2 separate regions of the Homo sapiens genome follow, and region 1 is linked to region 2. Evidence: chromatin loops called from intact Hi-C (ENCODE). Cell type or tissue: ascending aorta. All regions are shown on one strand. Links, peaks and the distances in the headings refer to the core of each region. The heading gives the core; the rest is flanking DNA. Region 1 overlaps SENP7 (SUMO specific peptidase 7). Region 2 holds the start of HP09053 (a long non-coding RNA gene).

Region 1 (9,142 bases), core at 510-8,509, 1.5 Mb before region 2:
ATTTTTTTGCAGTTTAATATGATATGCCTAGGTGTTATTTTTTGGGCATTTATTCTCTTTGGTGTTCTCTGAACTTGCCAGTCTGTGATTTGGTGTCTGACATTAATTTGGGGAAATTCTCATGCATTATTGCTTTGCATTTTTCCTCTGTTTCTTTACCTCTTTCTTCTTATGATATTCCCATTATGCCTATGCTACACCTATTGTAGTTGTCCCACATTTCTTCAATATTCTGTTACGGGTTTTTTTAGTCTTTTTTTCTCTTTGCTTTCCTGTGTTGGAATTTTCTATTTCTATATACTCAAGTTCAGAGATTCTTTCCTTTTCCATATCCTGTCTACTAGTGAGCCCATCCAAGGCATTGTTCATTTCTGTTACAGTGTTTTGATCTTTAGTATTTCTTTTTCATTCTTCATTACACTTTCTCTCTGCTAACATTGCCCATAAGTGCTTATATGCTGTATACTTTATCTGTTGATCATATTTGTTTTAAATTCCTAATCTGATAATTCAACATCTCTGACATGTCTGGTTCTGGTTCTGATACTTGTTGTCAAACTGTGGTTTTTTTTCTTTTAGAGTGGCTTTTAATTTTCTTTTTGTTTTTTGTTTTTTTTTGGATAGTTGGACATGACGTACTAGATAAAAGCAACTACTGTAAATAGACCTTTAGGAATGTGGTGGTAAGATGTGAGAGGAAGAAAAGCATTCTGTAGTCCTGTTAGGTTTCAGTCTTTTAACCCATTTATGCTTAGTGTTCTATTACTGGAACGCTAGGCATGTGGAAGTTATTTATATCCTACTGCTAAAGGTTATCACCAAGCTGTGATTGCAAAAATTCAAAAAATTGCAACCTCAGGCGTTAATGAGCCTTTGTCCTTGGCCTGTTAACTTTACAAGTGCTTCTCATTCTCTTCTGAATGCTTTGGTGCAACAGCATACCTGGAATATAATGAAGTTAGATATTTCCCTTCTCCCACATGGAAAGCTAGATGGTCTTGGAATTGTGTATTTTCCTTGCTTTTCCTCACACAGAATGCTAGACGGAGCTAGAGTTGGGTATTTTTTATTTCCCCTGCTTGATTAGGCTCTAAAAAATAACTCATAGTTTAGGCTCTGGTGAAATAGTTTTTCTTGAGGGCAGGCCTTGTTAAGAACAGAATGCTCTGATATATTTGAAAATGTTTTCCTTCCTCTGCTGAACCATGAGGGGATTTTTCTGATATTCACTGTGAGAACCTGGTTGAACTCCTGGAGATAAAACTCACAAAAGTGTGCGACCCCCTTTATGACTAAGTCCTCTGGGATTTTTAACTCTTAGACTTATGTACACTGAACCCTCAGCAATTTGTCAATTGCAGTTTAGGTCTTCATACTCCAATAGTAGTTACTGGGACTGTTTCTGCTTGTGGGTTTTTGCTTTAGTAAGTTGCGATTCTCTGTATTCACCTGGCTGTCTTTCTCCCATTTTGGGGGCAGCCATTCATCCTGTGACTTCACTTTTCTGTCACGTCCAGGAAGAGTTGTTGATTTTTCAGTTTTACCCGTTAGGATAGATAACTTCCAAGCTCCTTTCATGTTGGACTGGGAACTCCTGTGTATTGCACTTCGTTTGATGCAGTTTTGGGTTTAATTTCTCTTTTTTATTTTGATGCTCTTAGTTTATCATTTATTAAAAGTTTACCATGTATGTGGTTGAATCCGATCATATTTTTCTCTATAATTTCTTTACTTCCATTCTCAAGAAATTCTTCTTCCACAAGGCTAATAAATATAGTGTTTTTCTTCTGATGGTTGTTTAAAAAAAATCTTACAACTTTTAGTCATTAGCATATGATAGTTCATTTTACCTTAGAGTATTGGATGTAGTTCTGAATTCTTTTTTTTCTCTGTTGTTACCCAGTTAGTCCACTACAACTGAATTTGAAAGCTTTGTTTCCCAGCTTTGTTTCAAATTCTTCTGTTTTTTTTTCTTTTTGCATTTTTTTAAATTATACTTTAAGTTTTAGGGTACATGTGCACAACGTGCAGGTTTGTTACATATGTATACATGTGCCATGTTGGTGTGCTGCACCCATTAACTCGTCATTTAACATTAGGTGTATCTCCTAATGCTATCCCTCCCCGCTCCCCCCACCCCACAACAGTCCCCAGAGTGTGATATTCCCCTTCCTGTGTCCATGTGTTCTCATTGTTCAATTCCCACCTATGAGTGAGAACATGCGGTGTTTGGTTTTTTGCTGTTTGCCAGCCATTTCTTATATACTAGTCTGTAATACTATACTTTACTTGTTGATGTTACTCTGTATTATGTTTTATTATGAAATTAGTAGAACTAGTTCTCCTATTCCCTTCATTTATTGTATATTTTAATACCTTTTTTGTATTTTAAAGATTGTAATAGAATATCAGTAACCTAAAAATTGCCATTTTAACCATTTTTAAGTGTACAGTTCACTGCCATTAAGTACAGTCACATATTTGTGCAGCCATCACCACCATTCTTTTCCAGGACTTTTTCCATCTTCCCAAACTGAAACTCTGTATCTATTAAACTCTAACTCCCTATTTTTCCCTTCTTCCAGTCCCTGGCAATCACCATTCTACTTTCTGCCTGTATGAATTTGACTATTCTAAATATGTCATCATATGAATGGAATATCAGTATTTGTCTTTTAGTTAGTGGCTTATTTTTTCTTAGCATAATGTCCTCAAAGTTCATCCATATTGTTGTGCAACCATTATCACAACTTTTTCATCTCAAGCAGAAACTGTGTTACCATTAAATAATAATTCCCCATTCTCCCCTCTCCTAATCCCCTAGTAGCCTCTAATCTACTTTCTGTCTCTGTGAATTTGTCTATTTTAGTTACCTCTTTAAGTGGAATCACACAATATTTGTCCTTTTGTGTTTGGCTGAGTTTACTTAGCATAATGTGTTCAAAGTTCATTCATGTAGCACTTATCACAAGTTCATTCCTTTTTATGGCCCAATAATATTTTATTGTATGAATATACCACATTTTGTTTTTCTTTTCATTTCTTGATGGACCCTAAGGTTGTTTTCACCTTTTGGCTATTGTGAATAGTGTGCCACAGTGAACAGTGGAGTACAAGAATCTGTTCATGTACCTGCTTTCAATTCCTTTGGGTATATACCTAGGAGTGGGATTGCTTGGTAACTTTGTGATTATGTGTTTAGCTTCTTTTTTTTTTTTTTTTTTTTTTTTTGGAGATGGAATTTCGCTCTTGTTGCCCACGCTGGAGTGCAATGGCATGATCTTGGCTCACCGCAATCTCCGCCTCCCGGGTTCAAGCGATTCTCATGCCTCAGCCTCTGAGTAGCTGGGATTACAGGCGTGCGCCACCACGCCTGGCTAATTTTTGTATTAGTAGTAGAGACGGAGTTTCTCCATGTTGGAAAGGCTGGTCTTGAACTCTCGACCTCAGGTGATCCGCCCGCCTCAGCCTCCCAAAGTGCTGGGATTACAGGCGTGAGCCACTGTGCTCGGCCTGTGTTTAGCTTCTTATATCGCAGTTCTCTATTTAGCTTTTTGAGGAACCACCAAACCATTCCACAGTGACTGCACTGTTGAACATTCCCACCAACAATGTACAGAGGTTCCAATTTTTCTACATTTTTGCCAATGTTTAACTTTTTTTAATGAAAAAAAAATTTTTTTTTAAATTACTCTGTCCTAATCTGTGTGAAATGGTATATTGTTGTTTGGGCTTGCATTTCCTTAGTGATTAGTGACGTTGAACATCTTTTCATGCTAATTGGCCATTTGTATGTCTTTGGAGAAACATCTCTTCAAATACTTTGCCCATTTTTTAATTGTTATTTATTTTTTGTTGTTGAGCTGTAGGAGGTCTTTATTATTATCAGTATTAATCCTTTAATATATATGTGGGTGGGAGATATTTTCTCCCATTCTGTGGGTTGTCTTTTCACTAGTGTCCTTTGATAAACAAAAATTTTTGATTTTTTTTTTTTTTTTTTGAGACAGAGCCTCATTCTATTGCCCAGGCTGGAGTGCAGTGGCACAATTGTAGCTGCCACCTTGAACTCCTGGGATCAAGTGATTCTCCCCTCAGCTTCCTGAGTAGCTAAGACTACAGGGGCATACCATCATGCCCAGCTAATTATTAAATTTTGTGTGTGTGTGTGTGTGGGTGGGGTGAAACCCCATAATGAATTATGTTCCCCAGGCTGTTCTTGAACTCCTGGCCTCAAGCAATCCTCACTCCTCAGCCTCTCGAGTAGCTGGGATTACAGGCGTCAACTACCATGCCCAGCCATAAGTTTTCAATTTTAATGAACTCCAATTTATCTTTGTTGTTGACTGTGTTTTTGTTGTTATATCAAAGAAATCACTGCCAAATCTAATGTCATAAAGATTTCCCCTATGCATTCTTCTAAGAGTTTTATAGTTTTCTGCCTTATATTTAGGTGTTTGATCCACTTTGAGTTAATTTTTGTAGATGGTGTTAGATAACTGTCCAACTTCTTCCTTTTGCATATGACTATCCTATGTTCACAGCACCCTTTATTGAAAAGACTGTCCCTTCCCTATTGAATGGTTTCAGCATCCTTGTCAAAAATCTTTTGAGCATATATTTGAAAGTTTGTTCCTGGGTTCTGTTTTCTATTTCTATGGTCGATATGTCTCTCTTTATTCTAGTACCACGCTATTTTAATACATTTTTATAATTTTAAAGTATATTTGCTTGGCTATTTAAAAAAATTCTTAGAATTTTGTTGCATTGGAAAATATTTATTTTGAGCTTTTATTACATTTACTTGTTAACTTGAATAATGTGAATATTTATATTTCTTGTTCAGGAACTTGGGTGTTTCCAGTCCATTCATTTCCTTTTCTTATAAGAGGATGGAAGCTAACAGTGTTTGAACATTGCTGTCCTTATCTTTAAACACGTGACTTTCCACCATGTACAGTTTAGAACCAGATTGTCATATTCTGCAAAAAACTGTTATTTGGATTGAGATTATATTACAGATGTGTTTGGCTTCACTGTTGTGCATTTGAATCATATGACATTACCTTTTGAAAATACTCATTTTTATTTTTGGTTTCATGCCAACTACTTAATGCTTAGCGTTTAGTCAAGAAAATCCTCTGTTATAAAGTCTTTTTTCTACAACCATATAACTTTTAATGTGATTTACATGTGAAATCTTATTTTGTTTTTCAGTGTTCATTGTGCTAGAAAAACAAGGACTATTACACTGTTTGCTTCTTATATCAGGGGAAACATAAGTACCTAAGCATCTTTTTAGATCGTCTTTTAGGTCACATTTTATTTTTGTTTATAGTGCCTGTAGTGATAATTCTTTCAGGGAGGACAAATTTTTTTTGACTTCTCTTTTGGTTTTCATTTTCAGTAAACAAAACTCTATGGTATAAATTTGCTTAGATGCCCTTATTCTTCAAGAATGATTCTTGAGGGTTGAGGAGTGGAATGATTTGACTCAGTCAGAACCTCTTTGCAAGTGAAATTGGCTCACCCTTACGATTTTGATTATTTTGGCCTTTTAATTTCCAATCTGAAAATAAAGAAAATTTTACCAAAGTAAATATGAAAATGAGCAGTGTAATAGCAGCAATAACCCTTTCTTTAACTATGACACTACACTGGTGATGTTTGGATACTGTAGCTTTTTTTAATTTATAAGTCATTTTTAGCCTTCCAAATAATTCTCTCAAAACAAGGAAGCATTACGTGTAATTGGTCTTTATAGTCCTTGTTTTTGACTTATACTAGTTGCCTTAGTTGTAAATAATTTATATATTTTAAAATTATGAAATACTTCAAATATGTACATAAGTATAGAGAATAATATGCCAATACATATCACTCAGATTTAACCAATATAATTCCTATTTTTTCAGATTTAAATTTGTTTTTAAAGAAGTATTATAGAAAGTTGAAAACTTATTTATTTTATATTCCCTGATTCTAATACTCTCCCTCTTTAGAGTTATCTACTACCCAAATAGGCTTGAATCCTTCCAGTCTAAGTTTTTATATTTTGTTTCATATGTATGCACTTATACATTATAGTATGTTTTATATTTCTAAATTTTCCTTAGTAGTAACATTGTGACTATCATTCCAAAATTTGTTATTTTACCAGTACCTTAGACTTTAAATTATTTTCTCTGTAGGTAAAATTTATTACCACATACTACTGAAAATTTGTTACCATACTTTTGGTATATGAACCACGCTTGAAATATATTAACATTCAGCTTTGGCTTATAATTGTTTGCCTATACATAGGTTTAATTATTGAGGTACTTGTGTCCTTGGAATTTTACTTTTTAAACCTAATTTAATACTTGTATAGTATTACTCTTTTGCTCATTTTGCATGTACACAATCCTCCAATGTTGATATCTCATTTTTTTTCCCCCTAAACACACATGGGGAATTTAAAGGTAGAAAAGGGAGGATAACTTATTTCTTAAATCTGAGTTCAATATTTTTTTTACTACCCAGATCTTATAGTCTGCCATGTGGGACTGTGTTTGTAATGTGTTGGATTTTTAAATACATGCTAGTTGGCTTCTAAATTCATTTGGGCTTTATTAGAATTGAGTATAATACAGTTCTCTTTTGCAGGGGCTCACAACGAAGTAAGACAGTAGATGACAATTCTGCAAAGCAGACTGCGCACAATAAAGAAAAACGAAGAAAGGATGATGGCATTTCTCTTTTAATATCTGATACTCAGCCTGAAGGTTTGTGAACCTTAGAAAACTGTTGGAATTTGAATTTTTTCTTATTGTATTAATAATAATTTTTGTTATAAATAAATTATTTTATTTTACTTTGAAAGGATATGTGAAAGTAAAGGGAGATTATTTGGCAACACAAATAAAATTGCTAAACCTACTCTTTATGTAGCGTAGTACTCATTTCTAGATTTATTTACTAATCCCAAAAGTTAAATTTTAATATATTTTTTTCTTCTTTGGGGAGACTTGGATATAGCTATGAAGTTATGTTCATTTAGCTGTTTCTAAGTGTTGTTTCCATGGATATTAATGTTACTGCTAACTGGGTTTTTATTATTAGCTAATCACTGTCTATTTGCCTACCATGAAATACATTCTCTATTCATTAGAATTTCTCTCAACTTCAGGAGGATGCCAAACAAGCCACTATTAGCAAATTTGAAGGTAAATACTTCCTAGACTTGTGAAAATTTTTTGTAGGCCTCCTTGCATATAGGATTTATGATTCGACTTCTTTTTCTTTTTTGCCTCTCTTTCAAGAATTAAAAATATTTTACTGATACTTGAAGAAAAACAATTTTACTACATTATTTATTTGTGAAACTAACACCTTTAGGGGTCTGTTGGATTATTGATAGCTTCAAATGTTGTTGAAGTCTCTTTGTTGCTTGCTTTCTTTCTTGCTTTTCTCTTTCTCTTTTTCTTTTTAAGACAGGGCCTCACTCTGTCACCCAGGCTGGTGTACAGTGGCATGATCACACATGATCACAGCCCACTTCAGCCTCTATCTACCTCCTGGGCTCAAGTGATCCTCCCACATCAGCCTCCCGAGTAGTTGAGACTATAGTCATGCACCACCACGCCTGGCTAATTTTTTGTATTTTGCAGAGACAAGGTCTTGCCGTGTTGCCCAGGCTGGTCTCAAACTCCTGGGCTCCAGTGATCTGCCTGCCTCGGCTTCCCAAAATGCTGGGATTATAGGCAAGAGCCACCGCGCTTGGCCACTGTTTTATTTTTGAGTGATTTCATAAGTTATTCACAATACAAAAAAATCTTTTGATGATGCTGTGCAAAAATTCATTACACTTCATTTGGAGCACAGCTATTTAAAGATTCTTTTTAGTAGCCTTTTTAATAGAAAAAAATTTAAAATGAAACTACAGTAATAACTTTTATTTGTACAAGAAACCAGCTGAAACTCTTATAAAGGCAGTCTTTGGAGAATGTGCTGTGACTTTGTTCAGACAAGCTTCCAATTAGTCACTGTCAGTGTATAATGAAAAACATTTATTTTCTTATAAACTGTACTTTTCTTAGAAGTAATTACAATCATCTCTGTGTATCTTTGTGTTCTGCATCTGTAGATTCAACCTAGCAAAGATGGAAAATATTTGAAAAAAACTTCAATAAAAATAATACAATCATAAAAAATACATATAACAACTACATAACATTTATGTTGTATTGGGTATTATAAGTAATCTAGAGATTATTTAAACTATACAGGAGAATGTATATAGGTTATATGCAAATACTATACCTTTAGGGGCTTATGGATCCATGGAGTTTGGTATCCTGGGTCCCTGGGACCAATCCCCTGAGGATACTGAGGGATGACTGTATTGATTACCAAGTAAAAATGTAAGTATTTGTACAAGTGGGCTCAGTTCAGGTACTATCAAGACAAAGATTCCTACTCTACCCAGGAAAGCAGTAGAATGTGAGGACTAACAGTCCTCACATTGACTTGAATAAAATACTTTCTGATTTGTACCCAGGAGTGTTACCTCAAGATCACAGTGGCATTTTAGACATGCATCAGGGAAGAGTACATGACAAAAGAAACATTTTTTAGTTTTTCAGTATCCCTGAAGGTACCACTACTGGTAGGGAAAGTGTTTCTAATACAATTAGCTATTGAATCTTTATTAAAGCAGTGTTTACTCTCCTACATCTGATACCAGTTATTTTTTAAAAACCTGTAAATTAATGGAAATTCTGAATGAAATCTTAGGTGTACCATTTTTTTCCATAGCACATTAAGTTTGCCTTGTGGAATTTGCTTTCACCAACATAATACCTTGGAAATACTTAGTATTCTTTTGTTTACAGGATTTTGTCACCTCTTTAGTTTTATATGCTAGTAATATTTGCAGGTTGAATTATATATTATGCAGGTGGAATTCTATTTTTACAATATTTCATTCTATATAATAAAGTTATTCCTTTTTCCATGAGACAGGCTTGACTGATATGCAAATAATAAATTGTTTAAAAGAAAACTCCTGTATAATCAAGTTTTTCTCAAGCCCCTTTCCTTTCATGAATCATTTTACTGTAGTATAATATTTATGTTTAGAAATTATAGTTTGATACAT
Region 2 (9,142 bases), core at 631-8,630:
TGAAGCAGCTTTGTGGACCTGATGAAGATCATCCCCCAAAAAGCAGCACGTCTACAATTATTTTACTTCTATATGTGTATATGCACACACAAACACTCGCAGGCCTAGACCCACACCCAAATCTACCCATTTCCTCATCCGACATATAATCTAACCCAAAGATGAACTATCTAGAATCAGCCTGGGATAGGACTGAATTCACTAGAACAGTTCAAGAGTTTTCTGGTGAAAACAGAAGTAATTCTTCATTCTACAGAACTTTGCTGATTAATCATATTTTGCTAAGAAAAGGTGATAGCAAAAATTCCTAATCTGAGTCAAGAAAATCAGATTATTTCCATCAAGATGACAGGACAATTAAAATCACACTTTAAGGTCTAAAACTATGATTTCTTTATGACCAGGAGGGAAAAAGCAAAGTGATAATTCTTAAAGGAGGAAAAGCATAACAAAAGTGAATAACAGCCGAATATATCCTTTGTGCAGAATACCTGACAATCACTGGTGTAGTAAGCATACCTGACCACTGGCACTTAGTCTCAGTAACATTGAGATATTTTAGGGAGACATGAATCAATATTCCAGGTGCTTGAAAAAATACAGAATTTATCATCTCACAGGACATTGTTTATTCATATCTCTTCTCTGAATAAACACTATCGAAAATCAGTTGATTCAACAAAAGCTTGGGGTTAGGAGACTCAAATTCCAATCCTAGATTTTCATTCATGTGACAACGAGCTTTGCATTCATCAATCTAAGCCTTGAGTTTCCACATGTAAAACAGGAAAGTGAAATAATTCCTCAGGTCCCTTCCAGTTCTGATAACCTATGAATATGCCCAACTATTAATACAAAATGTTGAATTCAAACAGTCATCTATAAGGGTAGACACAGTCCCCTGGCAGAAAGCTAAAGCAATTCTTTACATCACACTGAAAACTCTCTCATTGAATTGAGAGAAAGGTGTGCCTGTAATTCAGTGTGGACAGAGTAATACAGGACATTTTAAGACAAGGCATGTTTGACACAAAAGGCAGTTCAAAAAACATTTCAAAAAGCTTCAATCGAGGGGGGAAAAAAATCAATGGAACGACACTAAACATTTTTTGTGATCCTTCACTAAAAACTGGAAGCATGACCCTGGAAGAAATCCTCATGGTTAAGGACTGCTTTAGCCAGCTGCCCTGGGTTGGAGCCAGCAGAGCAAGAGTAAAGGAACTCCCATTCCCCATACTTATCTAACTAAGTCCACCTCATTGCACTAATGCCACTGTACAAACACCCCCAGGCCCCTGCAATTTCAAGGAGGAGAAGGAGCTAGAGGCCTGGGCAGCATTGAAAGGGATGATGGGCAGCATTGAGAGGGATGATGGGCAGCATTGAGAGGGATGATAGGCAGCATTGAGAGGGATGATGGGCAGCAGTCCCAGCAGGCAAGTGGCAGAGGGCAGTAGGGGGAGGTCAAGTGAATTAAAAGCCTGAAATGGAAAAGTCGAAGTGAAAGGAAAGCAGGAAGAGAATAGTAGAAGGGGATGGACTACAAAAGAAGGTGAAGACTGGGCATGGTGGCTCACGCCAGTAACCCCAGCACTTTGGGAGGCTGAGGTGAGAGGATTTCTTGAGGCCAGGAGCTCAAGACCAGTCTGGGCAACTTGGCAAGACCTTGTCTCTCCGAAAAGAAAAAAAAAAAAAAAAGCCAGGTGTGGTGGTGCACACCTGTAGTCCTAGCTAATTAGGAGGAAGAGGCAAGAGGACTGTTTGAGCCCAGAAGTCCGAGGCTGCAGTGAGCATGATCACACCACTGCACTCCAGACTGACTGACAGAGCAAGACCTTGTTTGTGGGGAAAAAAAAAAAAAAGGGTGCAGTGATGAAGCTCTAACATCAAAAAAAAAAAAATACACGTATGTACAGAGTGCTTAGTATTGTGCCTCACATAGAGCAGGTATTTGATAAATCTAGAGTGAATAGAGAATGAGTAAATGAAGAAGAGAAGGCCATTCAGTCAAGACATTTTCTCACTTGAGAAAACATGCTAAGAGATAGCAATGGTATGACAGGGTTAGGAAAAGTAGTTATGCCCAGGTGACATTCAACATTGGTAATTATGCTAATAGAAAAAAAACCCATTGGAATCCCTTAGTGAAAACCAAACAGGTTGAAAAGAAGCATAAAACAGGAAAAACAACATGCACTAACAATAGTCCCAGAAAAACAAAATACCTTGGGAAAAATTTTACTCTGAAATGAAGCACAAAATACGTTGTATGTTGAAGCTTTCAAAATTGTTTTCTCCCATGTCAGGAGACTTCCTAAAGTACATTTTTATCCAAGCTAGCATAAGTTTAAGAGGAAGCACAAAAAGAGGGACAAGATAGTATACAAAGTACTAAAAAATTTAGGTAGAAGCCAGGCACGGTGGCTCACGCCTGTAATCCCAGCACTTTGGGAGTCCGAGGCGGTGGATCACCTGAGGTTGGGAGTTCGAGACCAGCTTCACCAACGTGGAGAAACCTCGTCTCTACTAAAAATGCAAAATTAGCCGGGCATGGTGGCGCATGCCTGTAATCCCAGCTACTCCGGAGGCTGAGGCAGAAGAATCTGCTTGAACCTGGGAGGCGGAGGTTGCAGTGAGCCGAGATTGCGCCATTGCACTCCAGCCTGGGCAGTAAGAGCAAAACTCCGTCTCAAATTAAAAAAAGAAAAAATTTGCGTAGAAAAATGTTGACACTTCTATGGGAACCAGCAGAAACTCATCTTTAAATGGTAATGCAGTTCTAATCCCATTAAGACAAAAGTCTTCAAAGTAAAGTTACATTTGCCGGGTGCGGTGACTCACACCTGTAATCCCAGCACTTTGGGAGGCCAAGGCGGGCAGATCACATGAGGCCAGGAGTTTGAGGCCAGTCTGGTCAACATGGCGAAATTCCATCTCTATTAAAAACACAAAAATTAGCTGGGCTTGGTGGTGCATGGCTGTAATCCCAGCTACTCAGGAGGCTGAGGCACGAGAATCGCTTGAGTCTGGGAGGCAGAGGGTGCAGTAGGCCAAGATCATGCCACTGCACTATAGCCTTGGTGACAGAGTGAGACTCTGTCTCAAAATAATAACAATAAATAAAGTTATATTTTAACAAAAGGATTGACAACCAAAAACCATGCTTGTTTCAAGCAATATGTATTAATAATATAATAAAAATGCAAATACAACTATAAAGTGAGAATACTATTTGGAGTTCAAAACAGTAATGTCTGACCTATATGTAACACAACTGAAATATAAAGCATCTTTCCTCCTGGGCATGTTGTTTCCGCAGAAGTGTGGCCTCTGAAGAAAAATGAAAATAAAAGAAGCTGACCTAATAATTCTAGAGTGATTTCACCTGATGAACTGTTTCAAAGTAAGCAGATAAAAATCCAAGTGAGTGAAAACAAATCCAATTTGTAACAAAAATGTTAAAAACCTGATACTTTTAAGCTGAAGTCTTTTCCTGGTCCTTCATTTATTTACCTTCAAGGTTTCTGAACTAATCTTGAGATATTTTAGAATCAAATATCTGATTTTAACAGATATGTGACTGGTCTAATACATAGCTGATAACTACTAAGTAACGGAGTAACTAAGGTAAAACACAATTCTCTCTGGATTTGTTTCAAATTTCTTCTCCTGAAGACACGTGACATACAATTCACGATGTGACTTTGAGTTTGGGGCAGCGTTTGCAAACTGCGGTTCACAGGCCAAATTCAACCCACTGTGAAAGTTGAAAAACAATCAAAATAAGACTATTTTGTGACGTGAAAATTACATAAAATTCAAATATTGTTGTCCATAAATAAAATTTTATTGGAACACAGCCATACTCATTCGTTTACACATTTATTTTCTATGACTGCTTTTACACTGCAACAGCAGTTATGACGGTGATGACTGGACCCACACAACCTAAAATATTTATTATCTGGATTTATATGAAAAAAGTTTGCTGACCTCTGGTCTAGTGTGAACTAGAACAAGGAACTCAGAAATAGGAATTTAAGAGCTTGATCAACTACTTTTTATAAGCAATATTAGCCATTTAAAAATCAATTAAGAATTCTATGAAAGCTGATAAAAATGGGGAAACTATATTTCAAGCTGTGATATATTTAGTAAAATGTATAATTCTATGAATGCATCTGAAGTGTTCCACTAAATAACATCAGATTAACAACAGATAAAAGACTTGTGCTGGGCCGGGCTCCGTGGCTCACACCTGTAAATCCTAGCACTTTGGGAGGCGGAGGCAGGCGGATCATGAGGACAGGAGATCAAGACCATCCTGCCTAACGTGGTGAAACCCCCCTCTACTAAAAATACAAAAAATTAGCCAGGCATGGTGGCATGCACCTGTAGTCCCAGCTACTTAGGAGGCTGAGGCAGGAGAATCGCTTCAACTCAGGAGGCGGAGGTTGCAGTGTGCCAAGATTGCGCCACTGCACTCCAGCCTGGGGGACAAGAGCAAAACTCTGTCTCAAAAAAAAAAAAAAAAAAAGAAAAAGAAAAAAAGAAAAAAAGATTTGTGCCACAAAATGATATATTATTATTGAATCTGAGGGAGGAAATGGAAGTTATGTATAGGCCTTCCACATTTATGAGTTGTATTTTTCAAGAGATTCATGGACATTTAGCAAAATTATAGCAGGAACTACCTGACATGCAATTTAGGGAAATATGCATAAATTTCCACCTTTAAATGTTCGTAATTGTTGTCAAGAACCACTCATTTAATCATCTGAAAGAACTGTGGAAATTATATGCAGTAAATTAAACCAGACCATGAAGGTTATCTAAGTGTCCATCTGTTACAGCCTTCAAGTGTAGAGCAATGACTAATAACATAGTCATTTTTCTCCCTCCTCTTTCTTCTTTCCTTCCCCTTGCTTTTTAAATTCATCCTGCCCCTGTGTTTTGCCCCTGAATATCTGTCAATACTATTTGCATTTTGACTGAACCACATCAATGTGTAAATCCTGTAATGTAAGCTGATTATGTTTTTTCCCTCTAATTCTGGTACAGTGTCTAAAACAAGGCTAAGCATGAGAGCTTGACGAATGATTATGAAAACAACATGCCCAGAAGTCGATCCTCTGTTGTGTGTTATTAACATCTCCTACAAATATTCCAAGTCTGAATTTTATATGTAGAGACAATGCCTTACAACATCTACAATGCAAGACTGTCTATATGTAAAACTAATACTGTAAAGGTTTAACTTTGGTGTGAAAATAGAAAAAACACAGAACAAAAAAACCTGGGTACTTGGGTTTAAAGAAAAGATCCAAGGTGCTCCCCTACTCCATTTCCAGAAGGAATTCACCATGGATAAAGCAATATAATTTGAAGAATATACCATAAAATGATATTACAACAAAAATATTTACAAAGCTCATTTCAGCAATCTCAAAAAGAATAAGCACATTGATTCTAGGTGACAAAAGCTGTCACCAGTAAAAATTACAGGCTTATTTACAAAGAGTCTCTTGTCCTCTTTCCAAACGTAATTTATAAAATTAAATCCAAATATGGTTACAATAAAATGTTAGACACAGTTTTACAAGGACTACTAATGTAATTTTGAAAAGAGAAAAGCGGCATTTGCCAAATCTGTCAAAAGCCTGGACAGGAGTTTGACAAATCTGCCAGCAGATCAAGGTTCTTTTGATAAAGATCTCCTAGGTTGAGGTCTTCAAGGTGTGACTACGAAATATTAATAATTAATTGGTTAACTAACAAATACTTAATGAGTGCCTTCGCTGTATCCAGATACTACTCTAGGCCCTGAAACTAAAGCAAACAAGACAAACAAAATACCTGCTCACATGGAGCTCTTACAGTCTACTGCTGGGAAAAAGTAATTAATTTAACAAGGAAAAATAATAGTTGGTGCTAAGTGCTCTGCTGAGAATTATAATAACATAATAATTTAATAGATATTGTGATAATGTAATAGAGCACCTAGATAGTTACTCTAGACTGCCTGATCAGGAAGCGCCACTCTGAGTAGGTGACGTTTGAACTGAGTACTTAATGTTAAGACAGAGCCAGCTGGCCGGGCCTGGTGGCTCATGCCTGTAATCCCAGTGTTTTGGGAGGCTGAGGCGGGCGGATCAAGAGCTCAGGAGTTCGAGATCAGCCTGGTCAACATGGTGAAATCCCGTCTCTGCTAAATATACAAAAGTTAGCTGGGTGTGGTGGCAGGCGCCTGTAATCCCAGCTACTCAGAAGGCTGAGACAGGAGAATCATTTGAACTCAGGAGGTGGAGGATGCAGTGAGCTGAGATCGCACCACTGCACTCTAGCCTGGGTGACAGGGCGAGACTCCAGCTCAAAAAAAAAAAAAAAGAAAGAAAGAAAGCCAGCCAATCAGAAGGACAGGACAGAAAGGAAAAGAACAGCTAACACAAACGGCTAAGTAAGACAGAATGAGTGTGGCCTACTGAGGAACAGAATGAAGGCTGGTGTGGGTGGGGCAGCATAAACTATAGGGGAGTAAATAGTAGAAGACCTGGTGGCCACCAGCCATGGTAAGTAATCTGAATTTCATTCTATGTGCCAGGGAAAAAGCTATTGGAAGATTTAAGCAGGAAAGTGGCCTGACTTCTTTTCAAAAGGCCTCTAGCTGGTGAGTGAGGGACAAGGTGGAAACTCTGAGCCCTGTTAGAAGCTTATGGCAGTAAGGATGAAAATGTATACTCCAATGGAGGCAGAGCGAAGAAAAATGCAAAGAAAGAATCAGGATATGTTTTCGAGGTAGTGACAACAGGACTTGATGGATGAGATATAGGGGTGAAAAAAATAAATAAATCAGAATACTGCTAGGCCTTTGTGAAATTGGGTAGTTGGTGGTTTAATTTATGGAGACAGGAAAGTTTGGAGAAAAAGCAGGTTTGGAGAATAATTCAGTAGCTGGGTCTTGTTTACATTTGACATCCCTATTAAATAACTAAGTAAAGATTTAAAGAAGGCAGCCACATATGTTAAGCTTTGAGCTCCAGGATCAGGTTTGAGTTACTGGCAGAAATGGTTCTCAAAGCCCAAATGGAAAAGCTGCTTATTTGTAGCTCCAAGTAACCAGTGTTCTTTAAAAGAGTAAACTTTGGAAAACTAATAGACACAATTTCATAATGATATATAAACAAAAGACTTTCTAAATTATGAGTCTCTTTAAGCCGATAACAGATTATTCCTTTAGAGATGAGATTCTTACCACTGATAATGAGAATGCGAAATATAAGCACACAGGCTCTGGTTTCAGACTGCCTGCATATGAATCACAGCTCCCCTATTTACCAATTAAATAGATAGTATTGGGTGAATTAAATTAAATAGTATTAAGTAAATCACTTAATTTCTCAGTGTCTCAACTTCCTCATCAGTAAAATAAAGATAACAACAGTAACTACCGCTGGTGTACTTGGGAAGATTAAATTAACTAGAACATGTAAAGCAATCAAAACAGCATCTGGCAGGTAGTTAAGTGCTCAACAAATGCAAGCTGGTATTATTACTATTATTATTATTATCATTATTATTTTGAGATGGAGTTTTGTTCTTATTGCCCAGGCTGGAGTGCAGTGGCACGACCTCGGCTCACTGCAACCCCCGCCTCCTGGGTTCAAGCAATTCTCCTGCCTCAGTCTCCTGAGTAGCTGGGATTACAGGTGCGTGCCACCACGCCCAGCTAATTTTTTGTAGTTTTAGTAGAGACAGGGTTTCATCACATTGGCCAGGCTGTTCTCAAACTCCTGACCTCAGGTGATCCACCTGCCTCAGCCTCCCAAAGTGTAGGGACTACAGGCGTGAGCCACTGCGCCTGGCCGCAAGCTGGTATTATTACCTGCAGTCTCCTGGCACTGTACATAGCAGTGTCTTAACACTTCAGTTTTCTAGTTAGGTGCTTGGGAAGAGATGTCATCAAAGATTCAGAATGAGTTGGGGAGGCATATGAAAGACCCTCCTTAAAAGACATGGAGGCTCAATGTTACAGACTGCTAAGAACATGCTCTTTAAAAATAACCTATCTGTATGCCAGTTATTCCTAAATCTGTATCTCAGCCTGGATCTGGCCCTGGGGCTCCAGACTCACATACTTAGCTGCCTACTGGGTACTCGACTTGGTAATTTAATAGGTATGTCATTGAAATAAAAAGGGAAAGCAATTAGTATTCTCTTCATCTTCAGTGAGTAAATGATCAAGTAACATTTTCTTTTTTCTTTTTTTTGAGACAGAGTCTCAGTCTGTAGCACAGGCTGGAGTGCAGTGGTGCGATCTTGGCTCGTCGCAAGCTCCACCTCCTGGGTTCAAGCAATACTCCTGCCTCAGCCTCCTGAGTAGCTGGGACTACAAGTGCCTGCTACCACACCTGGCTAATTTTTGTCTTTTTAGTAGAGACAGGTTTTCTCCATGTTGGCCAGGCTGGTCTCAAACTCCTGGACTCAGGTGATCTGCCCACCTTGGCCTCCCAAAGTGCTGGGATTACAGGCCCTCAAGTGACATTTTCAACTGCAGAATCCCTTGGCTCTCTTCCTTAAGTCACGAAATCCATGCTGTGATTGACATTCTCTCAGTTTTCAGCTTCACACTGAGAAAGTACCCAGACCGGTCAACTACATTAAAATCTCAGGCATTGTGTTTGCTCATTTCAGCATTAATATTTTCACATCATTATTCTACTGAATGTATTACTTACTATAAGTCACTTCAAACAGTTGCTGAAGGTTTACAGGGAATAAGGAAATAAATCAAATATTAGATGCCATTAGATGATTCCTGGGGTCTTATGCCTAAGGCATCCTGGGCTGCACACTCAGCACTGTAACTCCCAGCTGTCTTATGTTGGGCCATGACTCCAATTGCCACCAATGGAGTGACTAGACATCCCTTAAGGACCAGGAGAGTCCCTGCAAAATTCTAATTGCATAGCCTTCCACTCACAAAAGTGTCTAGATTGGATGAGAAATTATATGTCTGCCTACATACTCTGTAGCAGGTAACACGCATACACACATATATTTATTCTGCCAACATCCACCAAACACCAATTAAGTGCCAGGTCCCATGTTGAGCTCCAGTGCAATGTAGAACTCTAGCACAAAA

Evidence for each region. A loop is a pair of places that touch in the nucleus more often than their neighbours do. Peaks named below come from ENCODE experiments on the same cell type or tissue, not always from the same donor. Only the 100,000 strongest peaks of a DNase experiment are listed, where the experiment ranks them.
Region 1: a loop joins it to region 2, with 6 times the contacts of the local background. A loop is called at or near these places in 3 of 110 quality-filtered maps.

Annotation. Positions count from the first base shown.
Region 1 is chr3:101,369,633-101,378,774 of GRCh38, reverse strand. It overlaps SENP7 (SUMO specific peptidase 7), which reads left to right. Exons shown (of 24, transcript NM_020654.5): 7 at 6,649-6,767. Among named protein-coding and RNA genes, the nearest start is that of IMPG2, 54 kb to the right of the region's middle. In ascending aorta, for the core only: no CTCF peak of the experiment used is centred there; no DNase peak of the experiment used is centred there; H3K27ac peaks cover 3,000 bases.
Region 2 is chr3:99,821,171-99,830,312 of GRCh38, reverse strand. The region is part of intron 1 of CMSS1 (cms1 ribosomal small subunit homolog); the gene reads right to left. It overlaps FILIP1L (filamin A interacting protein 1 like), which reads left to right. Exons shown (of 6, transcript NM_001387850.1): 6 at 1-1,502. It overlaps HP09053 (a long non-coding RNA gene), which reads left to right and starts at 6,448. Exons shown (of 3, transcript NR_110821.1): 1 at 6,448-6,569. All of the region lies in intron 1 of LOC105374010 (a long non-coding RNA gene), which reads right to left. In ascending aorta, for the core only: no CTCF peak of the experiment used is centred there; no DNase peak of the experiment used is centred there.